Regions from separate parts of the Homo sapiens genome. Here region 1 is linked to region 2. Evidence: chromatin contacts called from ENCODE Hi-C or POLR2A ChIA-PET data. All regions are on one chromosome and are shown on one strand. Each heading gives the region's core, a stretch centred on a gene start or an enhancer-like site at or near the end of the contact. The rest is flanking DNA. Distances are from core to core; before and after follow the strand shown. Region 1 holds the start of ABR-AS1 (ABR antisense RNA 1). Region 2 holds the start of DPH1 (diphthamide biosynthesis 1).

Evidence for each region. A loop is a pair of places that touch in the nucleus more often than their neighbours do. ChIA-PET counts read pairs that join two places held with the same protein, here RNA polymerase II (POLR2A). Pooled maps may share reads with other maps.
Region 1: a pooled map shows a loop between it and region 2 (5-fold over the local background). The contact joins the promoter of ABR-AS1 here to the promoter of DPH1 in region 2. A Hi-C loop is called at or near these places in 3 of 50 pooled maps. POLR2A ChIA-PET finds 5 or more read pairs at or near these places in 3 of 52 experiments (A549, B cell and activated B cell).

The regions. Positions count from the first base shown.
Region 1 is chr17:1,177,675-1,182,910 of GRCh38, forward strand. ABR-AS1 (ABR antisense RNA 1) reads left to right here and starts at 3,953. Exons shown (of 3, transcript NR_187271.1): 1 at 3,953-4,254; 2 at 4,593-4,637. ABR (ABR activator of RhoGEF and GTPase) reads right to left here and starts at 2,307. Exons shown (of 23, transcript NM_021962.5): 1 at 1,993-2,307. The coding sequence starts at 2,053. RefSeq lists an enhancer at 2,348-3,114.
Region 2 is chr17:2,026,346-2,031,803 of GRCh38, forward strand. It overlaps DPH1 (diphthamide biosynthesis 1), which reads left to right and starts at 3,808. Exons shown (of 13, transcript NM_001383.6): 1 at 3,808-3,885. The coding sequence starts at 3,825. RefSeq lists enhancers at 1-50, 3,556-4,147, 4,148-4,739.

The sequences.
Region 1 (5,236 bases), core at 2,703-5,202, 850 kb before region 2:
GGCTTCGGGAAATAGGGAAACAAGAACTGGGTTTTGCAAAGAGCCAGAAACACTCAGGAACATAAGCACGCGTGAATCTGAGGCATTGTTATGACGGCTGTTTGCAAGCACACAGCTAAGAGAGGGCCACTAATCCTGCCTCCGGGTCAGGAGCTGATCTGCATCTGCGCTCCGAACAGATGTGTGCCCCCATTCATGCAGACGCACGTGCACGCACATGCCACACAGCCATGGGCCCTGACCTTCACCCAACGACGCTGGCCTCTGCAGGGGAAGGAGCAGATGGAGCGGCGGCACCTGGCACAGGACCTATGCCCAGGGGATCCGGCTTTGCCCCTTTGATGTTGAGAAACCAAAGCAGAATGAACCATCACAAGGACAGCTCCTGGGGGGAGGAGAGGAAGGAACATGGATGGAGGAGGAGGCGGGTGGAGAAGAAGATACAGGGAATGACCTGGACCCAAGGGGATGCTGAGGTCAGAGGTTGAATGTTGGGTACCACACAGCCTCCAGAGTAAGGCTTTGGGGCTCAAGGCATCACCCTTCTCTACTCCCCCCACCCCCCCCATATGACTTATCAAGGAACTCTAGCTGGGATGACCCTTACAAATGCCCTTGTTGGCTCACGCCTGTAATCCCAGCACTTTGGGAGGCTGAGGCAGGTGGATCACCTGAGGTCAGGAGTTTGAGACCAGCCTGGCCTCATGGTGAAACCCCATCTCTACTAAAAATACAAAAAATTAGCCGAGAGTGGTGGTGGGTACCTGTAATCCCAGCTACTCAGGAGGCTGAGGCGGGAGAATCACTTGAACCCGGGAGGCAGAGGTTGCAATGAGCGGAGATTGCGCCACTGCACTCCAGCCTGGGCGACAGAGCCGAGACTCCGTCTCAAAAAAAAAAAAAAAGAAAGAAAACGCTCCTGTTCCATGGCATCCAGTGCCTAGAATCAGGCTGAACCAGGCTCCACGTGGCCCCACGTGCCTCCCCCAACTCCTGCCTGGGAGATGTGCTGAGAGAGTGGGAGGGTCCCACTCACGTGGGCCAGGAAGGGCGAAATCCACTATGTAAGCCCAGGAGGACCCTCTTCCTAATCCCTGAGAGCTTTCGGGAAAGGTGTCTCAGGGAAGGGTGGGGAGAAGGGGCGGTGCCTTTCTAGCAACGGAGCAGGAGCAAGGTGCGGTGGTGGGGGCGGGGGGCGGCTCTCGGTTCGCCCCAAGCCCCCCCACACCATTACCCGTGATCAGTTACGCATCCCCCGGGGCCATGCAAGAGCAATCACATGATCCAGAGAGATTTGGGAGCGAGGGGGTGGAGAACTCGAGAAGGTTTGTTTTTTTTTTCTTCTGAGGGTGGTGGTGATGATGAGGGTGGGGGTGGTGATGAGGCTGGCAGGAAAGATTGCTGAGCCCGGGATTTTCAGCTCCCGCATCCAAACGGCCCCCGCGGATATCTGCACCCCCCGTCTCCCCTCCCACCCGATCCCACCCCAGCACCGAACCCCTGGGCCCTGAACCACACATGACCCGGTGCCCCTGGGGTGGCAAACTCGGGTGCCAACGACTGCTCCCAAAACGGCCTTTCGGCTTCAGCCTGGACAGAGAAGCTGCCGGTCCAGGGGCGGGGGCAGCACCCAGAAGGGCCTCCCTCCCCTGAGGCTCGCGGAGGCCGGGTTCACAACAGGTGGGAGGGGGGACGCAGCTCTCGGCTCGGTCCGCCCACGGTCCCCGCCCCCGGACCGCAGGAATCCTCTCTGGGGACCCCCCGCCCGCGCCCCCCAGACCAGCCCGGCTCCTGGGTCCCGACCCCGATCCCGATTCCCAACCCGACCCCGATCCGGACCCCGATCTCGCCCCCGCCCGCGCTCCCCGGACCAGCCCGGTGCCTGGGTCCCGATCCCGATCTTGGGGTCCCGATCCCGATCCTGGGGTCCCGATCTCCATCCTGGGGTCCCGATCCCGATCCTGGGGTCCCGCCCCCGCCCGGCACACGTACTGCTGTAGAGGGTGTCGATCCAGGACAGGCGCGGCAGGCCCCGGTGGCTGAGCGGCTCCATCCCGCGGCGGCGGCTCGGTCAGATCCGAAACCCGACCCTCATCGCGCAACAAAGGAGGGAGAGCGGGCGGGAGCCGGGGGAGGCCGAAGTTGCGAGCGCGGAGGGGCGAGGAGGCCGGGAACCAGGTCCCCGGGAGGAGCGCGGGGCGGCCGGGGCAGGGGCGAGGGCGGGGCGGGAGCCCCCAAAACCCTCCCGAACCCTCCCGGCCCCAGCGGCCGCGCCGAGCCCAGCTGCGGATCCCGGAACCGATGAGCAACTTCGCGGGGGGCGGGGCGGGGGTGGGGCTTCGTGGTGGGGCGGGGCTTTGGTGCGGGGGCGGGGCTTTGGTGCGGGGGCGGGGCGGGGAGGGACCAATCGGCTCGAGGCTCCGCCCTCCGCAGGACGCCCCCGGCCGGGCTAAGGGGGCAGCGGGGCTCCGGCGCTGGGCGAGGAGGGGCCGCGGGGGTCTCGGGGGGTCTCCAGGCGGCGGCGCAGACCCAGGTCCCCCTCGTCCCCCCCGCGCCGGGCTCAGCAGGATCCTGGCGATCCGCAAACCAGGTGCCGTGGGGGGCCCGGGAGCCCACAGGGGTGACATCACCTCCCGCCCGGGATCTCCAAGCGCGGCTTCGCGGGCGGGAGCGGCGGCCGGGCCCCTCCCCAGCCAGACCCGCTGCGGGACCCACGGGGTGAACGTCCTGCGCGCCGCGGGACGCGCCTCTCTCCTCCCGAACCTTCCCCCGCTCGTCCCTTTCCACACCCCTGACCTCTGAGCGCGGCCGTTCCCGCCACACATGGAGGGGGGCGGGTGGAGACCCGGGAGGACCGAAGTCACGGGGGCTGTGGGGCCAGGACAGTCCCACATGTGCCCCTCCTGGGCGGAGGACAAACTGGAGCCAGGAGAAGCCCCAAGGGCTCCACGCGTTCCCCTCCAGGACCCCTCCTGGGGACCCCGAGCCGCGGCCTGGAAAGCCCATCGTGTTTGCATCATCACCTAGAAATGGTGGGAAGTCGGGTCAAGAGGCCTGAGAAATGACCGTTTAGAGACGAAATTCCCTCTAAGGAAGACCCCCTCGCCCAAGGGCAGTGAAGAGATTGGGGGCCCCATGCCTGTCTCCTGTGGGCTGATTCTGTGGGAGCCATGGCAGCTTCCCCACAGACCTCTTTGGGCCAAGCGACCCTGGAGCAGGGAAGGACAGGAGGGGAGTCAGGCCAGGGGGGTCCAGGGCAGTGGGGCTGAAGCCCCTTCCTGAACCCAGGGAAAGGGAAGCAGTGGGGCCCACCCAGGGGGCCCGGTACCCCAGATAGTGACATTTCAGATACCGGAGCTGTCTCCACCCCACCCCATCCCCAGGCAGCTTAAGGGGAAAACTTCTGGGAGCCCAGCCCTACAGAGGCCTACCAGGAAGGTTAAGTCAGCCTGGCCTTTGCCGGGGGCAGTGTGGTCGGCACCCGCAGAACGCTGGAGGGGTGTGGGGGTCGGTCCTCATCACTCCAAACAGACACACACACATCTAGTTCTTAAGGGGAGAAGCAGCTCCTCCCCCAGGATGCTGAGAGGAAGCCCCATAAGCTGCTTGGGCAGAGGCCTCTGCAGCTGCCCCAGGGGAGATGGGGGTCACCCACTCATCACAGGCTGGGGAGCCCCTGGGAGACGCACAGGATGATGCTCTGGGTGGGGAAGCCTCTACAGGTGGCTGCAGCAGAAGTGGTTTTCAATATTATTAGCCCGTCCCTGCGTCCCCAGGGCTCCCTCCGCCCCAATCCTCCTGGCTCAGGCACCAGCGCTGTCTCTTGCCGCCCCTCCCTGCAGCTGTCACCCTCCCACCGTCCCTGACTAGCACACAGGATTGGGAGGGCCAAGCAGGCACCTGGAGCTTGGCAGGGAGGGGGCGTGCATCTCCAATGAGACGCTCCAGAAATAGAGCTTCGGCATGGGAAGGGAACGAGCAGGCTCTCGGAGGACCGCGAGGCCGGAGGAGCCATGAGGGGCCAAGGGCATCTCTTCTTCCCACCTGGAACTCTCGGAAGACAGCCCAGGGGAAAGGTGGAAACGGGCGTGAGCTGCCGCCACCAGGAGCCACCAGCCCAGGAGGCAGCAGCACCGTCCCCTCCTCAAAACAACAACAAGCAAGAACGCTCGGGCCCTCTCCCCACACTGTGGGGTTTTCCTGATGGCCACATCCGGCGCTGACTGTGAGGGAGCTATGGATGTATGCTTCTGCGTGAGTCACATACATTTGCGTACATTTTACATTTTTATCTACAAAGGCTTGAACAAGCTATTTTCAGCATCCTCCAAGCTAAAATGTGGCAGTTGCTTTCCTTCGCGTTGCCATAGTTTGCTTTTTTCTGTCTACATTCTGTCCAATCCTGGCACTCTCGGACCCTCCACTCCACAACACGATAGAGGGTAGAGGGAGAGACAAATCTTGAGGGCTCTACAGAGGAAACTTCTGATAACGAACACAGAACACCGACTGTGTGCCCGGCTTAGCGTTTCGTTCACTAGCGTGATCTCACCGTGAATGTCACTGTTATCTCTGTTTTCTCCATTTTCCAGGTCAGAAAACCGAGGCCCTGAGCAGCTGAGTAACCCACTCAGAGGGTAAGTGAGGGCTGGGACTTGAACCCTGGCACTCTGTTCATGCTCTTTTTCTGTTTGTTTGTTTGTTTGTTTTTGAGACAGAGTCTCGCTCTGTCGCCCAGGCTGGAGTGCAGTGGCACAATCTCGGCTCACTGCAAGCTCCGCCTCCCGGGTTCACGCCATTCTCTTGCCTCAGCCTCCCGAGTAGCTGGGACTACAGGCACGTGCCACCACGCCTGGCTAATTTTTGTATTTTTAGTAGAGACGGGGTTTCACCTTGTTAGCCAGGATGATCTTGATCTCCTGACCTCGTGATCCGCCCGCCTCGGCCTCCCAAAGTGCTGGGATTACAGGCGTGAGCCACCGCGCCCGGCCTGTTCATGCTCTTAAACACCACGCATACTGCCTCCACGGCCAGCTAACTGGTGATCACCGGGTGCTGAAGGTCCTGAGAAATCTCTGCGGGTCCATGGGGTTAGAGACCACCCTCTGGGAAACCCTGTCAACCCTCTTCCATCTCCAGACGTCTGTCTCAGACAACGTGTCTCAGGAAAGGGCAGTCACTTCGAGATTCCCTTGATGCCTTTGTTGGATGGCTTCCAGTAGATGTTAACACCACG
Region 2 (5,458 bases), core at 2,558-5,057:
TTCCATTTTAATAGGGGCCAAATGAGGAAAGTCCAGAGAAGATGGGAAGATTGTGCTTCGAAGAAAAACAAGCAGAGTATTGTTCTGGAGCTGACACGGGGGTAGAGGTGGCAGTCAAGGAAAGCTGCTCTGAGCAGGTGACATCCAAGCAGAAATCCAACTGAATCCCTCCTTGTAGGAAAAGGTGACATGATAGGAAGGTCAAAAAGAAGGTCAGGGCCGGGCGCGGTGGCTCACGCCTGTAATCCTAGCACTTTGGGAGGCGGAGGCAGGCAGATCACGAGGTCAGGAGTTCGAGACCACCCTGGCCCGCATGGTGAAACCCGGTCTCTAATAAAAATACAAAAATTAGCCGGGCATGGTGGCAGGCGCCTGTAATCCCAGGTACTCGGGAGGCTGAGGCAGGAGACTCGCTTGAACCCGGGAGGCGGAGGTTGCAGTGAGCCGAGATCGCGCCACTGCACTCCAGCCTGGGTGACAGAGTGAGACTCTGTCTCAAAAAAAAAAAAAAAAAAAGGGCCAGGCTGGGCGCGGTGGCTCACACCTGTAATCCCAGCACTTTGGGAGGCTGAGCAGATCACTTGAGGTCAGGAGTTCGAGACCAGCCTGGCCAAGGTGAAACCCCGTCTCTATTAAAAATACAAAAATTAGCCGAGCGTGGTGGTGTGCGCCTGTAATCCCAGCTACTTGGGAGGCTACGGGAGAATCTCTTGAACACAGGAGATGGAGATTGCAATGAGCCGAGATCACACCACTGCACTCCTGCCTGGGTGACAGAGCGAGACTGTCTCAAAAAAACAAAACAAACAAAAAAAAAGAAGGCCAGTCTGACGTATTCACTCACACCTGCATTTGGTGGCACTGAAGCTTCAGATTTGAGCTAAGGCTCTGGGCTTGGACTTCCAGAAGCTTCAGGTGTCGTGGGAAAAGAAAGACCCGCAAACCATCTTAGAGTGTGACTGACAGAAGTCACAAAGACTGCGAAAGGGCTCTGCTAGCTCTGCCAGGGGCTACCAGATAATCAGGAAACAGTCACAGAAGAGGTGCCCTTGGAGTTAGGTCTTGAAGGCTGAGTTCACCACACTAAGAAGGGGGAAGGGCATTCCACGTAGATGCTTGAAGGTGAGAAGTAACCTTGTTCTGAAGATAGATAAGATTGGTCCTTCCTGAGGACCATGGGCTCACACCTATAATCTCACCACTTTGGAAGGCTGGGGTGGGAGGATTGCTTGAGGCCAGGAGTTTGAGACCAGCCTGGGCAACAGTGTGAGACTCCATCTCTATTTCAAAAAAATGTTTAAAGATAAAAAAAGATGGATGGCTGCTACTCTGGGCACACTGCCCATGGCCACAGGAGCAGTTAAACACGAACAAAAAAAGATTGGTCCCTCTTGGCGTAGAACAGAAGGTGAGGTATTCCTTCTCTTAGCCACCAGCTACAAGGCAGTGCTCACCCCACTGCCTGCCTTAGCCCTGACACTGGGAGCCTGAGAGGTCCTCTGTAAGTACACCGAGGCCCAGAGAGGATGAACAACTTGCTCAACGTCACATCACAGATCAGCGATAAAGTGTGGGCCTGACTCAGGGCCTGAATGTGGGATAATCCTCCTTCCACCTCTCCAAGCCGCCTCCCCATGACCCCCTAGCCCACAAACTCTAGCGTCTTAGGAAAAGTTGGCTGGGGCTGGGCGTGAGTGTGAGAAGCAGAGTTATTTCAGGCCTCAGGAGGGTTGGGTGCTGCCTTGGAGTCCAGCCAGGGAGTGGGGGCGAGTGAAGGCGGGTGTTGTGGTGTACTGTGGGGGTGCACTGTGCCCGCCTTCTTGTCAGGCAGTAATTACTCAGACTGCTGAGTAACTCAGGCAGGGAGACCCCCACAGACAGATGGAGGTGCCCTCAGCCCAAGCTGAATGGCAGCCCCCAATGTCCTGCACCACGGAGTCTTGGGGAAGCATTCTCACATCTGTTCTTCATGTCCAGTTCTCCTAGGCATCATCCGGCTTCCTAATGGGGGCCAGAGCAGCTCATTAGGCACAGCGGGTGCGGGGCAATGTTACTAGAGGGATGGGACTTTTGCCATCAAACAGGCCCCACCTCTGATGAGGGAAAGGTCCCAAGGGATATGGCGCCTGCTAGGGAGAAGCCATTGCTCAGTTGGAGCCAGTCCTTTCCCCTTGAAACTCCATGCTGCAGTCACAGCTAAGGCTGTCCACAGGCTGGGCAGCAGTGTCCTGAGAGAGGAGGGGCTGAGCTCCCAGAATTCAGATCTTGCACCCTGGGGATCCAGAGAAGCTGGGGGGAGATGGGAAGGTCTAGTCCGGACGCTTATCGAGTTGAGGGGAGTGTTCCTGGGACCCACATTGGTCACTTTTCTGTCTAGAGCTACCTGTCCTAAGAGTGCCGGTGGCCTGGGGGGCACAGCACTGACCCTTGGTGATGGTCCCTCAGCTGCTCACTCCCTGCCTGTCCAGCCATTCCTCCTCTCTGGGCAGCCTCCCAGGCAGGGCCTGTCTCTGGCTGCTTGTTTTTACTTCTCCCTGCACCTTAATTAGGGGTTTCCAAGCAGGGAGGGCCTCTGGGGGAGCCCGAGGACACAGAGCTGACTTAAAGGGCCAGCTGTGATCACAGCACCACCGCAGAGAGAGGAGGAGGATGCCAGGGGGCTGGGTAGACCGTCAGACCTGGAAGACCATTGTTCCACGGGACAGACTGCTGAGGGCCAGTCCTGCAGGTACTTTGCTCTTCCACAGGTCAAAGCCGTCTCACTGGCTGTCTTCTCTTTGGGGTCTCTGGGGCTCTGGCCAGTGATCAGGAGAAAGACCAGCCCTGAGGGGCAGGGCAAAGGTTGGCCAGGGTCCAGAAGGGTTAGACATCACAGTCCTCCACTGCCCACCTTCCCAGGAAAGCACCCTCAGGCTGTGGGCCTTCCCCAGAGGGGCAGTTTCTACAGGGTCTACGCAGTGGATTCTAAAGGTGATAAAGGCTGGGTGCAGTGGCTCGCGCCTGTAATCCCAGCACTTTGGGAGGCCAAAGTGGGAGGATTGCTTGAGTCCAGAGGTTCAAGACCAGCCTGAGCAAAATAGTGAAACCTTATCTCTACTAAAAAAAAAAAAAAAAAAAAAAAAAAAAATTAGCTGAACGTACGCCTGTGGTCCCGGGTACTCAGGGGGCTGAGGCAGGAAGATGAATTGAGCCCAGAAGGTTGAGACTGCTGTGAACCATGATCGCACCACTGCACTCCAGCCTGGGCGACAGACCAAGACCCTGTCTCAAAAAAAATAATTTAAAAAGCTGATAAGGGCGATCCACAAACCTGCACCAAGACTCTCAACTTGGAGCTGGGCTGGTGGTCCCTGAGTTCTGTCCTGCCGGACAGTAGAGTCCCCCTAGGTAGGGAACGTGGCCCCACACGGCGGCCGGGTGACCGACCACTGCTTACCAGGAGGGGAGACTGGCAGGGGGGGCTCAAGGAACATCTGGTGGGTGTCCCCTTCACAAGACTCGGCCTGCAGAGTTCGTGCAGGGAGTTCGCACATAGGAGAGCACCGGTCCGGGAGTGCCAGGCTCGTGCCCGGCCGGGGAGAGGAGTGGGAGACTAAGTCGCAGGGCAAGGGCAACTGCATAGTCGGGGACCTCTAGGGAATCCTGAGTCCCGGCATTCTGGGCTGGGGTGGAGCCCACTACAGCCCCGCCCCTATCTCCTCCTTTATGGCCCCGCCCAGCGGGTATCCCCCGCCCCCGCTGGCCGATCGGCGATCGATCGCAATGTCTGCGCTCTCCGCGTTCTTCCAGCGCTGTCTTTTTAGTACCACATGCGCAGGCAGGTGATGGCGGCGCTGGTCGTATCCGGGGCAGCGGAGCAGGGCGGCCGAGACGGCCCTGGCAGAGGTGGGTGCTGGAACGCTGCGCCCTCCAGACCTCGCATCTCGGGGCGGGGCCCCCAAGTTAGGGACAGGACCAACCCCCTTTAACGGCGGCGGCGCCTTTCTCCGCTAGATCCCGCTGTTAGTCGCCTTGGGCCGCTGTCACCAGCTCGGGGTCGCTGTCAGCCGGAGCCCAGGGGTACCAGTCTTTTGCAGCTTTAGGGCACGACCGAGAGCAGCCCTTAATCCTCCAATCGGAAACTACAGCCTTGTCTTGGCGGGTAGACGGATAAAATGGACTCGACGGGGAGGGAAAGGGCCAGGCCAGATGCAGCGGGCATTTTACGAGTGCGCCCTCAGGGAATGCTTTCAGGGAAGAGGCAAAAGGTTTCATTCGCCAGGCATTAACTGAGCGCCCACCGAATGCCAGGCCTGCGCTGGGTGCAGGTACTAGAATCAGAGATCTCAGTCTACTGGGGGAATGTTAATGTAAACATATCATAGCCACGTGATAAAGGAGGAGGTGCCTACTGGTCCCTGGGACACATTGAAGGGCTAATGTTAGCAGTTCCTTACACGCCAGCGACCACTAGGGACCTGTCAGAGGAGGATCTGTAATGGGCCTAGGAAGCCTAGGCTGATTGTCCAAGGCTTTTGAAACAACTGGCCAAAAACCATAGCAGTGGTAACGTTCAAATCTGATCTCAGGGCCCCAGCCTCCGCTGGACCATCCCCACCGCCGCCCACACAGTGGGTGAAGCCTCATGTCTGGGCGGGTCCCTCCTATCATAGTGTGGGGCCCTAGCAGAAGTTGTGGCACATAGCACAGTCTCAATACATATTCGTTGAATAAGTTAATTTCTTGCCTTTTCATATCCTCAGACTCTGTGGCTCCTGAAGAGATAACGGGGTTGAACTAAGCTTAATTGTCGGGGCAGGGCATAGTGGCTTACACCTTTAGTCTGAGCACTTTGGGAGGCTAAGGAGGATTGTGTGAGCCCAGGAATTCCACACCAGTCTGGGAAACATAGGGGGACCCTGTATGCACAAAAAAATAAAAAATAGCCGTGCGTGGCCGGGCACGGTGGCTTACACCTGTAATCCCAGCACTCTGGGAGGCTGAGGCGGGCGGATTACCTGAGGTCAGGAGTTTGAGACCAGCCTGGCCAACATGGTGGAAACCCTGTCTCTACTAAAAATACAAAAATTAGCCGCGTGTGGTAGCACACGCCTGTAATCCCAGCTACTCGGGAGGCTGAGGCAGGAGAATTGCTTGAGTCCGAGAGGCTGAGGTTGCAGTGAGCCGAGATTGCACCACTGCACTCCAGCCTGGCCAACAGACAGAGTGAGACTCTGTCTCAAAAAAAAAAAAAAAAAAAAAAATTAGCCCTGCGTCTTGGCACATGCCTGTGGTCCTAGCTACTGGGGAGGCTGAGGTGGGAGGATTATCGTTTGAGCCCAGGACGTCGAGGCCGCAGTGGACCATGATTGCACCCCTGCACTCCAGCCTGGGTGATGGAGTGAGACCCTGCCTTAAAAAATAATAAGATGAATTGTTTATTCAGCTTATTATTTTTTATCCTACTTAGGAGTAGGAT